Linked DNA regions of Mus musculus: region 1 is linked to region 2. A link is a contact called in ENCODE Hi-C or POLR2A ChIA-PET data. All regions are on one chromosome and are shown on one strand. The core of a region is the stretch at or near the end of the contact, and the rest is flanking DNA. Distances in the headings are between cores, read along the strand shown. Region 1 holds the start of Josd2 (Josephin domain containing 2). Region 2 has its middle 23 kb from the start of Gm39002.

Evidence for each region. Hi-C counts contacts between places; a loop is a spot of excess contacts on that map. ChIA-PET counts read pairs that join two places held with the same protein, here RNA polymerase II (POLR2A).
Region 1: a map of CH12.LX shows a loop between it and region 2 (4-fold over the local background). The contact joins the promoter of Josd2 here to the enhancer-like site in region 2. A Hi-C loop is called at or near these places in 7 of 37 maps with a recorded cell type or tissue (CH12.LX, T-helper 1 cell, T-helper 17 cell and 3 more). POLR2A ChIA-PET finds 5 or more read pairs at or near these places in 3 of 5 experiments (Patski and embryonic stem cell).

Annotation. Positions count from the first base shown.
Region 1 is chr7:44,463,122-44,469,524 of GRCm38, forward strand. Josd2 (Josephin domain containing 2) reads left to right here and starts at 4,859. Exons shown (of 5, transcript NM_001205071.1): 1 at 4,859-5,069; 2 at 5,686-5,848. The coding sequence starts at 5,703. It overlaps Aspdh (aspartate dehydrogenase domain containing), which reads left to right and starts at 2,314. Exons shown (of 7, transcript NM_026690.1): 1 at 2,314-2,414; 2 at 2,969-3,113; 3 at 3,350-3,434; 4 at 3,543-3,692; 5 at 3,764-3,984; 6 at 4,058-4,212; 7 at 4,522-4,630. The coding sequence starts at 2,351. The coding sequence ends at 4,565. Lrrc4b (leucine rich repeat containing 4B) reads left to right here. Exons shown (of 3, transcript NM_198250.1): 3 at 1-230.
Region 2 is chr7:44,404,384-44,411,611 of GRCm38, forward strand. No RefSeq gene overlaps it. Among named protein-coding and RNA genes, the nearest start is that of Gm39002, 23 kb to the right of the region's middle. Within about 2 kb of position 1,253, at least 1 of the 3 ENCODE cell types and tissues checked has a DNase peak (open chromatin) inside an H3K27ac peak, as active enhancers do; it is heart, where a contact is called at or near this core.

The sequences.
Region 1 (6,403 bases), core at 3,609-6,108, 62 kb after region 2:
CTGTCCTTCCCTCCTACTCCTTCACCCTCAAAACACAAGAGACAGGCAACTTCACCAGAGCCCAGGGGGCAACTCCGACAATGCCCCCAACAGCGAGCTCCACTCGCGGCCCTGGCAGGCCCACCCCACCCCACAGACTCTTTTGATACTGAAGGGAGGTTTGCGTCAATCACTACCTGCTCTGTAATTACTTTAAAAAAAAAAAAAAACACGGAAAAAGTAAAAAAAAATTTTTTTGGGGGGGGGGGCATGAAAGTATTGAAGAGAAACAGGGCACAAAGCTCCTGAGGGTGGGACGAGGAGAGGATAGGCAGCCAGCGATGCTGTCCTCCCAGGAGGGGAGAGTGGATACTCCAAAGTTACAGCTCTGGGACTCTCTATCCCCGAGATTCCAGAGAGGAACAGGCTCACCCAGCACATAGCAGCACGGCTCCATCTCCCCATGTGCTGGGGGTTCAGTAGCTGCCCTTCTGTGTCTCTGTCTCCATCCCCATGTCTAGCTGTTGTTCCTTTCTGACTCTGGTGCCTCCCCCATCACACACACAGCACACAACCCAAGCCAGAAGGGACCTAGGACCGCAAAGCTCCAAGGGTAGCATGGAACAAGAGAACTAACTGTGGGATACTGGGGGGGTCTGTGGGCCACAGTGTGGGCAGGAGAGCTACACCCCAGCCTCCCCGGCTTGCTCCATGTGTGCCTCCCCAGAAACGGGAAGCCATCATGCCGCTTAACGGGACCGTCCGTCTATAGGCACGGCTGCCTAGGAAGCAGCACTGACAGTCTGGGGGACACTAGTGAGCAAGTGGTTGTGTCCCCACAAGAGAGTCCCCTCCACACACATCCCTGGCTACTTGGGAGACAGAGTCTGCACAATGGAGGTGCACAGAATAAACAGGTCTGGACCACATGAGGGACACGGTAAGTAGACCAGGGACATGGAGGGCAGAGTCACCTGCAGCGTCTGCAATTACCAAGGAGAAAAATGTGCAGCCAGGCCAGGACTAGTGCTAAAGTGGGGACATTAGTGACATCTCTGCATGACCCATGTGTCCAAGGTTTAACCTCCAGACAGCTAAAGTTACCTGGGAAGTTTGAGAAGGCCTAGGGAGATAGAGAGGTAGCCAATCAGGCACACAGCACATGGACCCCTGGGCTAGCCTAATGCAGGCTTGGCCTGTCATCCACACATAGCACAACTAGACCCTCTGTGGACAGGGAAGGCCCCAGGGTGCACACCTCTATCAGAGATAGGGAGCAGGCACCTCCCCTCCAACTCTTTGAACCCTGTGTTCCTGCCCTCTTGTCCCTGTCCCCACTTCTTCCTGATTTTTCTAACTGACCCCACCCCTCCATCTTCTCCCTCCCTCCCCAGTGCTAAGTGGATTCTTTATCTGTGACAACTGTCAGGTTCTGGCCCTATCTCCTTCCCCACCCAGCTCCTCTCTGCTGATGGAGCCTGGGACAGAGCTGTTGCGCATGCACTTTAGGTTCTCCATCTTTTCTGCTTTCTCCGCAACCATCTCGGCTAGGATCCTGGTTACCATGGCAACAATGCGGCTGTACCAGGTGGCAATGGGGGCAGGGAGCTGGCCTGCTGCAGCCTGACATGTCCCATGCCAGGCCTGCCAGCCAGTGGCTGGGCTCATCCTGGGACACTCAGAGACTCCCCAAGCCATGCAGGTCCCTTCTTCATGGACAGGAAAGGAGACAGGAGGGGGTCAGGGGACCAAGAATACAAAGAGGCTGGAGATTGTGGCCTCAAGGTGGAATGAATGGTGGACAGTTAAGGTGAGCTCAAGGACAATCAGACACTGGAGTGAAGAAGGGGACTCCAGCCAGGACTGAGGAGCACGGAGGACTGGGAAAGACAGGACACAGGTGGGGCCTGCAGGACCACATACATTCCAGCCAGACCTTTCCACTTAGACTTTAGAGGGGGGAAAAAAAGGAGATCAAGAGGTTTGTAAGGGGCTTGGTGGGAGACCTAAATTCCTGTCCCCAGTTCTTCCCCCATCCCAAGGAAAATGCAGTCTCCATGACAACCTGCTGGCCAGACTGAGGAGGGGGGCTGTAAAGGGAATTTTCTACCTCAGCAGGAATGGGAGAATGTGGGCTGCTCAGGAGGCCGTGGGGTAGTGGGCACATAGGGCCATGCAAGGCCTAGCTTCCAAGCCACCATGCCAGCCAGCAGGAGGGCAGAGGGCTGGAAAAGGACACCCTCCCCATCCTGTTCCCTCCCTCAGTGGAGAGAGTCAGGGGTCAAAGTCCAAAGTTCATTCACTGTCAGGCCTGGTACAGGGGCCAGCAAGCACAGCAGATCCCCCACAGCAGGGTACCTTGTTAAAGACCATGGCCACCAGTACGCTCCCTCAAGTTCCTTACAAGGTGGGGGTGGTGGGCTATGGCCGCCTGGGTGAGTAAGACCTGGCCTGGGGTCTCTTTCTATGCCCTGTTCCTAATGTTCCAGAAACATTTGCTTCCATCTATCTTTCACCCCAGCCTGCCAGCCCAGCCTGCCTTCTGCCCACTCACTGGGCCTCCCTCTGTCTCTCTGTGTCTCTCCCTCTGAGAGAGTGTTTATCTCTGGGTATCTGCCTCTCTCTAGGTCTCTGTCCTTTCTCTGGGTCTCCAAGGTCTGTCTGTCTCTGTCTCTCCCCCCCCCCACCTTCCCCTCTTCTCTCTCCCATCTTCTGTCTGTCTTTCTTCTTGCTCTCATCTCTGTGTGTGTGTCTGGGTCTTTGTGTCTCTGTCTCTGTGTGTATGTGTCTCTGTGTATGTGGGGCATCTCTGTCTCTCCTTTCTAGGTTTCTATGTATTCTGTCTGTGTGTCTGTCTGCCTCTCCTCTCTGGGCTTCTGACTGTATTCTGTCTCTAGGTCCCTGACCCCCCCCCACCCCCAATCTCCCTGACTTAGGAGGGGAGGGTCTCTCTCCTTTCCTTGGATCCCTAGCCCTCCTGTCTCTGCAGGACAGTCCCTTGTGTCCCGCCTTCTGGCTCAGGGATCAGAACTGGGCCTAGAACTTGTTTTTGTGTGGAACCGTGACCCTGGACGGATGGCAGGGAGTGTGCCCCCTGCCCTGCAGCTCCAAGACCTCACTGCCCTTGAGGAAAGGTCAGCGCCCCACAGAAGGAGCCTCCCCAAAGCTGCTTCCTGCCTCCCTGTGTCAGACAACCCTTTGACCCTTTCTGAGTCTCAGTGCATATAAAGAGAAACTAGAATGCACCCACTATCCCACTCCCCTCCCTCAGCCAGGGTAAGCAGTGCTATCCCTCCAAACCCTGAGGACCTGGGAGACAGGAGACCTGACTCTTCTCCAAGGCCCTCCCCCTCCATGTCTCTCTTCCTAGGCACCCTGACCTTGTGGTAGAAGTGGCCCACCCCAAAATAATCCATGAATCTGGGGCACAAATCCTTCGCCATGCAAACCTCCTGGTGAGCCTCCTTGCCCCTCAGTGAGTCCCTCTCTGTGTTGGCTGCATCCCACCCTCCAGCAGTAATCTGGGTCTTGGCCTTGCCTCTCTCTACCATCCGTGTCCCAAGGTGGGATCCCCCTCAGCTCTGGCTGACCAGACCACAGAGCAGCAGCTCCTGGAGGCTTCAAAGCGCTGGGGCCACACTGTGTTTGTGGCCCGAGGGGCCCTATGGGGCAGTGAAGACATCAGCAGACTGGATGCAGCCGGAGGCCTCCAGGTGAGGACTGTCTGGGCTGCCAGACGGAACATGTAAGAGTCTCAATCTCCTGACCCTGCCATTGCTTCCAGAGCCTTCGAGTCACCATGGCCACACATCCTGATGGCTTCCGGCTGGAGGGACCCCTGGCTGCAGCCCACAGTAGTGGGCCCCGCACAGTGCTCTATGAGGGCCCTGTGCGTGGGCTCTGTCCCTTGGCCCCCCGAAACTCTAACACCATGGCAGCTGCTGCCCTGGCTGCCCCCAGTCTAGGCTTCGACCGTGTCATTGGGGTGCTTGTGGCTGACCTTAGGTAAGCACAGGGCGTAGGTGGCACAGCTGTGTACACTCCGGGTGGACTGACTGCACTTCTCTGCCGGCTGCAGCCTCACCGACATGCACGTGGTGGATGTGGAGCTGCTAGGACCCCCAGGGCCTTCAGGTCGCAGCTTTGCCGTGCACACCCACAGAGAGAACCCAGCCCAGCCTGGCGCTGTCACCGGCTCTGCTACTGTTACAGCCTTCTGGCACAGCCTACTGGGTGCGGCAGGCCCCTCCAAGGGTCCCTTGGCGTTTGTGCTCGGCAGAGCTCACATGTTGGGTGTCCCAACCCCAGTTTTCTGTCTTTTCTCATTCTTAGTTCTCACTCCCAGGCTCTATGAGCCTCTCTTTCCCCGCCCCGCTTTCTCTCAGCATCTGGGTCCCCCTCTAGGTCTCTACATCCACATGCCACATCTCTTTCTGAGTATCCTCCTTGACTTGTACCACATTACCTTTTCCAAAACCCACGTCCACCATGGCCACCTGCATGTGTCTGTGTTGTCATCCTAGTTTTTCATTCTCCCCACAGGCTGCTGTCAGCTCACCTCCAGACCTGGGATCCACCTCTGCTGAGTCTCCTCCCCTACTACCCTTACTGTCATATTGACAACTATGGGTCCCAGTAAACATCAGAGTTCAGCCCACTGTTCTCTTTGGCCTCTTTGGTTCCTTGTCCCCACCTCTATGTCGTCACGCTTCAGCTACACACTGAGTATGACGCCATAGCAGCAGCGTGCGAGCTCATACACAAACCAGCCCCCTGAAAGCTATCGCGAGATCACTCGTTACCACAACTCCCAGAAACCTCTAGGCAGCAGTGAGCCCTGGGAGAGAACGAGAACTGGCTGCTTTGTCCGATGGGAGTTGTAGTCCCACGCGGCAGAGCAGCCCCGGAGGACTTCCGGACTGCGCGTCCTATTTAGACGCCCTACGGAGGCCTTCGGGAATCGCAGTTCGGCGCGCGCAAGTCGCCGGGAGCTGTAGTCCCTTTCGCCTGCTCAGTCAGCGTGCTACCACCCGGTCGCTGCCTAGGGAATGCGAAAGCGGTCGGTCCCGGGGAGCAGAAAGGCCGGCGGGGTGAGGGCCAGGCGGGCGACAAGCAAAGGCGGGTGGGAGTGTGCCTGGTTGCCAGGTGACAGGAAAAGGTGGGGGCTCCTGTTGCTTAGTAACTGGTAGAGGGCCTCGTTGCCAGGTGAAGGGAGGCGAGAACCCTGGTTATTGAGGAGGGGAAGTCTTTCGTTGCTAGGCGACCAGAAGAGACCCTGTTACCCAGAGACGGGAAAGGAGGAGTCCTCCATTGCTAGGTGATCAGAAAACGGACCAGGATACCCAGAGGGTGGGGTTGTTCTGTTGCTTGGGAACTAAAAAGGTATTGTTTCCTAGGGACAGAAGGGGTGGTAGTCCATTGCTAGGTGATGATGATCAGGACCCTTTTGCTTGGAGACATGTAGTGGGGGTGGGTCTCTATTGCCAGGTGAGCAGATGAGAGCCTCTACTCCCCCCACTCCCAGGACTGGGCTCAAAAGGTGTCTCTGTGCTCTGGAGACAGCCTGGGAAATAGGGTCAGGGCCTCACGGCCTCCTAAGCTAGCCCCAGTGCCCATCTCAATGTCCATTGCCCAGGGACCCAGGAATCTAGAGAACCGAATGAGCAAGATCCTAGGTGCCTAACACCTCCTTGTCCCACCCCGCAGCAGGAGCTGAGGAGGGCATGTCTCAGGCTCCGGAAGCAAGGCCGAGTCCACCCTCAGTGTATCATGAGCGGCAGCGGCTAGAGCTGTGTGCTGTCCATGCTCTCAACAACGTCCTTCAAGAGCAGCTCTTTAGCCAGGAGGCTGCCGACGAAATCTGCAAGAGGTGACTGCCATTGTTCCCCGCCCTGGAAGAGCAGGGCTCAGAGAGGCACGGGAGCCTTCCTGGGACCCTAGCAGGGCCAAGGCTCCGATCCAGGAGCTGTTGCCTGCCCTCCCACCTGCTGCTTCTCACAGCCTCAGCCCCAGCTTTGGCCTCAACCTCTCTTATCTGAGCCTCTGTCACAACCTCCCAGCTGTCTGTTTTTCTTCTCCTGGTCGTCCTACACACAGCCCCACAGCTGCTTGCCCCCTCCTCTGCTTCTATCCCTCTTTGGTTCCCCAGAACTCCTAGGGACTAGCCCCGGGCCTTCAGGCTGAACTCAAGGCCTTGTGTGCTCGGGTCCTTGCCTACCTTTCTGCAGCTTCATCCTTCGATGTACTCCTAGGCCTCCAACAGGCTGTTCCCATGTTACACAAGGCATTTTTTTCCCCTTCTTGGTCCCTTTGTTTGCGCCTCACAATTTCAACCATCACTTTTGTAAGAAACTTTCTTGAATCTCTCTCCCCATTCCCACCTCTAGGCTGCAGGGTGCTTCTATGGGCACATAGACACCCCAGC
Region 2 (7,228 bases), core at 3-2,502:
CTGGAGCAATAGCCAAGAGCTTTATATCCATAAACAACAGGCAGGGGGTGGGGGAAGGCCTCAAAGGCCAAACCCAGCGACATACCTCCTCCAACAAGGCCACACCTCCTACCCTTTCCCAAAGAGTTTATCAACTGGGGACAAAGCTTGCAAATCAATGGGCCATGGGGCCATTCTCACTCCAACCATCCCAGTCCCAAATCTAACACATCAGTATCACCAAATGCTTGCAAGGATACAAAGTGCCACAGGCACTCCTTTGCTGTGGGTGGGAACGCCAAGTCACAACCTGTTTTTGAAGATACTTTGACCTTTTTCTTACAAGAACTAAGTGCACTCATAGCATCTGGAGCCTCAATCCTGCTTCTTGGCATTAACCCAGAAGAGTTAAAAACATGTTAGAGTGTTTGTAACAGCTCTATTCATTATGACCAGGGCGGAGAGGCAACAGTAACAAAAAATGTATTAGCTACTCTACACTGCTGGGACAAAACTGGGGACCAAAGCAGTTGAAGGAAGGAAGGAAGGAAGGAAGGAAGGAAGGAAGGAAGGAAGGAAGGGAGGGAGGGAGGGAGGGTCCATTGTTACGGTTTGGGAATACAGCAAACCCTGGCAGGGAAGTCTGGGTGGTGGCAGCTTGGAACAGTGAGTCACCTAGATAACCCCTCCCGGGCATGGCTAGAGTCTTATTTCCTTGGTGATTCTAGATCCTGTCAAGATCATCCAACACAACACTATGTTAATGTGGTCTCACCAGTTGAAACAAATGTCTCCTATTGCTATGAGGATATTAATAATAGCGGAAGTTGGGGGGAGGTGTTGAGAGGCGAATGAAACTCTCTGTACTGTCTGTCACTAGACTTTTTTTTTCTAAAAGCTTACAATTGGTAATTTTAAAAATTTTTATTAATAGAAAAGAAAATCATAGATAACAACTGTTAGGCAAAACAAAGATAGGTGTCTAGACCTAGCTAAGGTGTCTACTCTGAGTGGGCACATTTGGTCACATGGTTATAAAAGATAACAATAATGCCATCTTTTGCATGTTTAAGGACTTGAGAACAGGTTCCTGACTTCCTGGACACACGGGTTTCTCCTTTCCGGTTATAGTCCGCAAAGCCTCTGGGTGCTAGCCAGAAGAGAGGGCGCCAATGGCCAGCGGATCTCTGATGATGCCATCAGTCACCAAGGTTTTAAGAGCCAGGCGTTCTTTGGTGTCCTCTAACCGGAGGCGCGGGAACTTGCGTGTAAGAAAGCCAGCCCAGTCAGCTGACTCAGGCCGAATTCCGGTGTCATGGCCGACGCTCCTCGCACTCCCTTGGAGACTCTAAGTCACACTGCCCTGCTCCCTAGAGGAGAGAGGAAAAGTACTGAAAGGAAGCAGCCAAATTCTTTGACATCCAATCAGAAGCAGGCATGAAGCCAAGAGTTGCCCAATCAGATTAGCGGAAATAGCGAAGGAGTCTCCTGGAAGCAGAGTTGCCATGACAACGCGAGTTTCTAGGGTTCTCTGCTTGCGCCTAGCGCTTGGCAACGCATGGCCACCTCCCTGATGAAATGCAGCCAATAAGAGGGACCCATTTTGTGACGTCAGTAGTTGCCAAGCCGGCTTGCAGAAGCACGCGAGCCGCCCCCTCCCCTCAGAAAAACATAGGTTGTTGCGCATGCGCCCATGCTCTCATGGGCTTGTTGGAGACAAAAGGCGGGAAAATGTGTGAGATGAGGAGTGACGTGAGAGGCCAGATAGGGACAGCCAGACCAACTACCCGACTGATTGGTGGCACTCTAAGAAAAGGCTCAGGAAAGTAGGTGGCCTTTTAAAAGTCCCATTGAGGGACAGAAGTACAGAGAGACCATAAGACACAGACTGAGAGAAACAGCTATTCAGGGTCACAGACCTCCCACATGCTCAGCTCACAGGAACCCAAGGCCTAAACTACAGCCAAGGAGAAGCAGGAGGTGACAGGGAGACAATGATAGCATCCGGGAAACATCAGAGGCCAGGAGATGGTGGTTGTACTGAGAAAGGTCAGATGGGGTTGTTAGGAAGATGGAAGGGACAGAGATAGAAGGATGGGTCAGAGTCAGATGGAGGGCCCTGAGGTAGGGTCTGAGGACAGGGTCAGGACAGAGACGAGAAAGGATGGAGTCAGACATGGTATTGATAGGAACAGAGAGGATAGAGTTAAAGGAAGCAGAGAAAGGAACGTGGTGGATGTGTTAGCACCAGACCTGGGACAGCTGAGACAAAGGTTCCCAGGCCAAGATAGAGACAAAGAGCTCTAGGAATAGTGTCCAAGGGAGCACACACAGACTGACAGAACAGACTAAGACCAAGGAGACAATGATAAAGGGGAAGGAGATAAATGAGCAGATATAGAGGAGACGGTGGCAGTCACAGAGACAGGGAAGACAGGCCAGAGGTGATAACGGTGTGGAGGACAGGAATAGAGAAGGTGGCCGTGATAAAAATGGGGGCCATGGTGACAGGCAGAGAGTGAGCAGGGAAAAGACAGGGAAGACGCTGGAGAGCCAAGACAATAGCTGAGGAGTGGGGCAAGACATGGGAGAGGGCAGCAAACTTGGAGAGAGAGACAGAGAAACAGAGACAGAGAGAGGTTGAGAAAAAGGGGAGAGGAAGGAGGAGAGAAGAGAGCAAGGGTGTGGGCAGAGTCAGCAGCAGGTAGCACCTGGTCTAAGAGGTGGGCAGACATCATTGGAAAGAACATGACCCAGGTACACCAGGAAAGATGGACACAAAGAGACGAGTCACAGAGAGGAGGACAATCAGAGAAGAAATGAGACGAGGGTGACAGACAAGAGCAAAATAGTGAGCAGAGAGCAGAGACCCTGGGAGAACAAAATGTGTGTGTGTGTGTGTGTGTGTGTGTGTGTGTCCCAACAAGACCCACCTTTCAGCCTGATGGCAGACCCCTAGATGAACCAAGAATCAGGTGAACCCGAGACTCTTCTCTGAGTCACTTTGGTAAGTTGTCACCTTAATTTGCAGTTGTGATGTGAAAGTTCTCCACCCAGCTTCTAGATTTGTGACAGTATTTCTGATCCTCTGGTCTCTTCCTCCGGCCCACACAGTGATGTGAAGAAGCATGTGGGGAGGGGGAGGGGGAGGGGTGTTTTCTTGTTGATTTATTCACCAAACATTGACTATGTATAATGATATATGTCAGACATTATGGGAACTTTGGAGAGAGCAGGAGATAAAACAAGTGACACTTTTAACCTTGCTGGGGACAGATGAGCACAGAATGTCAACTAGGGTGGGTTAAGAAAAATCAAGCAAAGCTGAGAAGAAGGAGGAATTGAAGTTGCTGATAATGGCTGGCTAGGTGATTCAGACCAGTGTTGCCGCCCAGTAACTAAAAATGCCAGGCAAGGTTTCCCTTTAACTAAGAGTGCTGAAGGTCTCACAGGATGTATCACTGTAACTAAGAAGAAATCAAAGCAGGTTTACCCTGTAGGCATTATACAAATATTTGACCATTTGGACTTTTATTTTCAACTGGATCTTAGAGAATAGGAGATAAAGTCCAGGGCCCTGTACCCACCCAAGGCAGCATTCACATCCAGCTGAGGTAGCAATGGCTGTGCCCTCAGGTACAAAGGGAACCAGAAGTCAGTTGATGGTTGCTTGTGGCTTTAAAGCTGGGCAGGTAGTAGAAAAAGTGATTGCTGTGCAAATGTGAGCATCAGACGTTGGATCCCCAGAATCCACAAAAGCTAAGAGGGCTTCATGGCTGTCTGGAATCCCGGACTCAGGAGACACAGAGAATGGATACTTAGGTCAAGTTAGCTATCAAGAGGAGCCGATCTCTGGGTTCTGTGAAAGACCCTAACCTCAAAAAGCCCTCCATTCTTCAAAATGTAGAGGCGCTGGCTGGATCTAGGCTTTGTTAAGTGACTGCAAGCCTTTTTTTCTAACCATTTGTCTCTAAATTGTGTGTCTGCTGCATGTATGTGTGGGAAGGAAGAACCATGAAGGCCAGAGGTTGGTGTCCACTATATATACATATATATGCAGAATGTGTTCAAATAATAATGGATTGTCCTCTTGTGCATTATGTAATATATATCCATATCCATACCCATATCTACTTATCCAATGACTAGTGTTATAGAGTAAATACCTGCCATTGTTTGGGCCAGTTTATGAAAGTTTAATGTGAACACAGCCGGACTGTACACACTGTTTTGCAACTTGGATTTTTTTTAGCTCTACACTTTGCCTTAGAAATGCATCCAGATGAATTTAAAGACCTCTGTTCCATGTCTTGTAGTAGAGTGGCAGTGGTATCCCAGAAGTCCCTTGTGTTTGGTTTTGTTTTTCCATTTTCTTTTGCTGGACATCTGGGCACTTGGGGGTTTCCTGACAACGATTTGAGCAATGCCGTTGTTAGCATGACTGCTCAGGTTCCCCTAGGACATGTGTGTCTACTCAGGGTCAGGAAAAGAGGTGGAAACACTTGGATGGGCTGGGGGCAGGGTACACACCTGCCATCCCCGCACTCAGGAGGCAGAGGCAAGAAGATCCTAACTGAGAGGCCAGTCTAGACCACATAGTGATACCCTGTCACTAAATGACCATGAATGAATGAATAAATGAAAAAGTACTTCCTTTCTTCCTCTAAAATCATGTATGTGCAGTCTCCATGGACATACATAACCAACACCCAGAGCTGAAAAACCAGAGGGCCTTGAGCAGCATGGACAGACAAGTGTGTGTGCATGCATGAGTGCATAGACATGTGTGTGTGTGTGTGTGTGTGTGTGTGTGTGTGTGTGTGTGTGTGTGTGTGATGTGTGCATGCAAGTGCATGTACATGTGTGTGAGAGTGTGCATGTACAAGTGCATCCATGTGTGTGTGTGCGAGTGAATTCGTGTGTGTGTGTGTGTGTGTGTGTGTGTGTGTGTGTGTGGTCCTGTGTGTATATGTTCTATAACAGCAGCCCCTTCTGTCATACTGTGAGCAGCAGGACCCCAGTGCTCACTGTGGTAGGTCAGAGAGAGTGAGTATTTTTCTTGCTCAAGTAATTGAAGATCTCCAGACTCTGATCAGCTTCAGGAACGGTTGCATCAAGCAGGCAGCTGAACACTGCCATCCAGCAACTAAAGCTCAGGAAGAAGGATTGGAAGTTAAGTTCAAGGCCTGGGGTGAGAGAGATGGCTCAACAGTTCAGAGAGCCTGTCCCCCCAGTGAGGAGCTCGGGTTGCCCTCAGTGGTAGAGTCTCTGCTCAGAATTTCTCACTGAAAGTCTGGGAGGTGGCTTAGTAGTAGAAATCCTATCTAAACTAGGAGAGACTCTGGGTTCCATCCTTTGTATCACAGCACACAGACCGTGTTCCTCTACTTGGGCCAGAATGTCAGTTGACTTACAGACAAGTTACAATAAACAGAGATGTATGTCCTCTGGGGTTTACAGTATACAAGAGCCTTGAACTCAACTGGGAAAACCCAAGAGAGCATCCTCTCATCCTATTAGGCAGTCCTGCTCCCAAGACTGAGGTCTGACAAGAGGAATATGGGCTGAATCTGCCAACAACTTGATGGAGTATGTACAGATGCTACGAAGACAGGAAGATGGCCTTCTTCCCTCATAGCAACCAGAGAACCAAGGCAACACGGCCTCCCTGGTAACCAGGAAAGGCTCAGAGGATGAGTTCTAGGCCTGGGCCCTGCACACACTCCTTCTCAGCTATAACCCAGTCAGAGAGGGGAAGAACAAAGGAGGTGGGGAATCACAAGAGCAGAAGCCTTGTGCAGGAGCAGAGACAGGTGTGTGTAGACAAAAAGAGAGATGTAGCCATCACTGTCCCAGAGACGCCTGGCCAGAGGTTGGTGACTTGCCACTCCCTGGAAGCCCAGGAGTTGGGCTTGGAAGGGCATGGAGGACCAGCTTTAGACTCCCAGATCTGATTTCATTGTTTCTGAGACAGGGTCTCACTATGTAGCCCTGACTGGCCTGGAAATCTCTATGTAGACCAGACTGGTCTCAAACTTACAATGATCCGCCTGGCTCTGTTCTGTGAAAAATTTTGTCACAGAAATTCTCTGTGGAAGCTAAAGTAGGGGCAGAAGAGATGGTTCACCATGCAAGAGTGAGACATACGTTCAAACCCCTAGAGCCCAAGAGACAAGTCAGGCATAGTAGCACTTTTACAAAGTCGCAGACACAGAGACACACAGGAACACACACACACACACACACACACACACACACCAGATGCAGTGCAGGAGATTGTAATCCCAGCACTGATGTGTCTGTGTATGTGTGTGTGTGTGTGTGTACACCATCCTTTCAGAAAGCAGTATGGCAGTCCATCTCACAAAAAGAAAACATGTCCATATCCTTAGATGCACAAAATCCCCATTCCTGGGAGTCTTCTTGCAAATTAGAAGCCTGTATATAAAGACAGCCAACATGCCCGTGTTTGGCATGGTCTTCCAAAAGTAAAATGACTGGCACCACCAACTAAAGGGGACAAATTAATTATCTGGACCATGCTAGCCATGTGGCAGAGTACACTGCATGGTGTTAAAGTGAAAATTTGAAGGAGATATGTGCATTTGGTGGCCCAGAGCAAAGGCAGACATGCTTTAATAACACAATGGTGCTTACGGCTAAGCAGGGACACGGTTCAGTGGGCCACATGCTTGCCTAACCTCACCAGCATGAGGACCCACATTCAGATCCCTAACACCCTTGGAACATTGGCTTTGGCAGTGTGCATCTTATCCTAGCACTGGGGAGCACAGACAAGCCGATCCCTCGTGGCCGGCTGAGCCCAGGTTCAGTGAGAGACCCTGTCTCAACATCAAGGTGACAGGCAACTGAGAAAAAGTACTGGGATTAAAGACATGCACCAACAGGCTCAGCATTCTTCTTTTAAATGTATATGAGAGCACACATGGGTGCAGTTCTCATGAAGGCCAGAAGAAGGTGCTGGACACCCTGGGACTGGAGTTATTGGCAGCTGTGAGCTATCTGATGTGGACGCTGGGAACAGAACCAGGCCCTTAGCAGTAAGAACAAGTGCTTTGAGTGGCTTAGACATCTCTATAGGCCACTCTCAAAAAGGAAACCTTTTTTGTTTTTGAAACAGGTCTCTCTCATGTAGCCCAGGCTGGTCTCATATTCCTGATTCTATCACCTCTGATAAACAGGTGTTTATCCCCACCCATAACAACAACAGAAAAAGTAAACCTTTTTA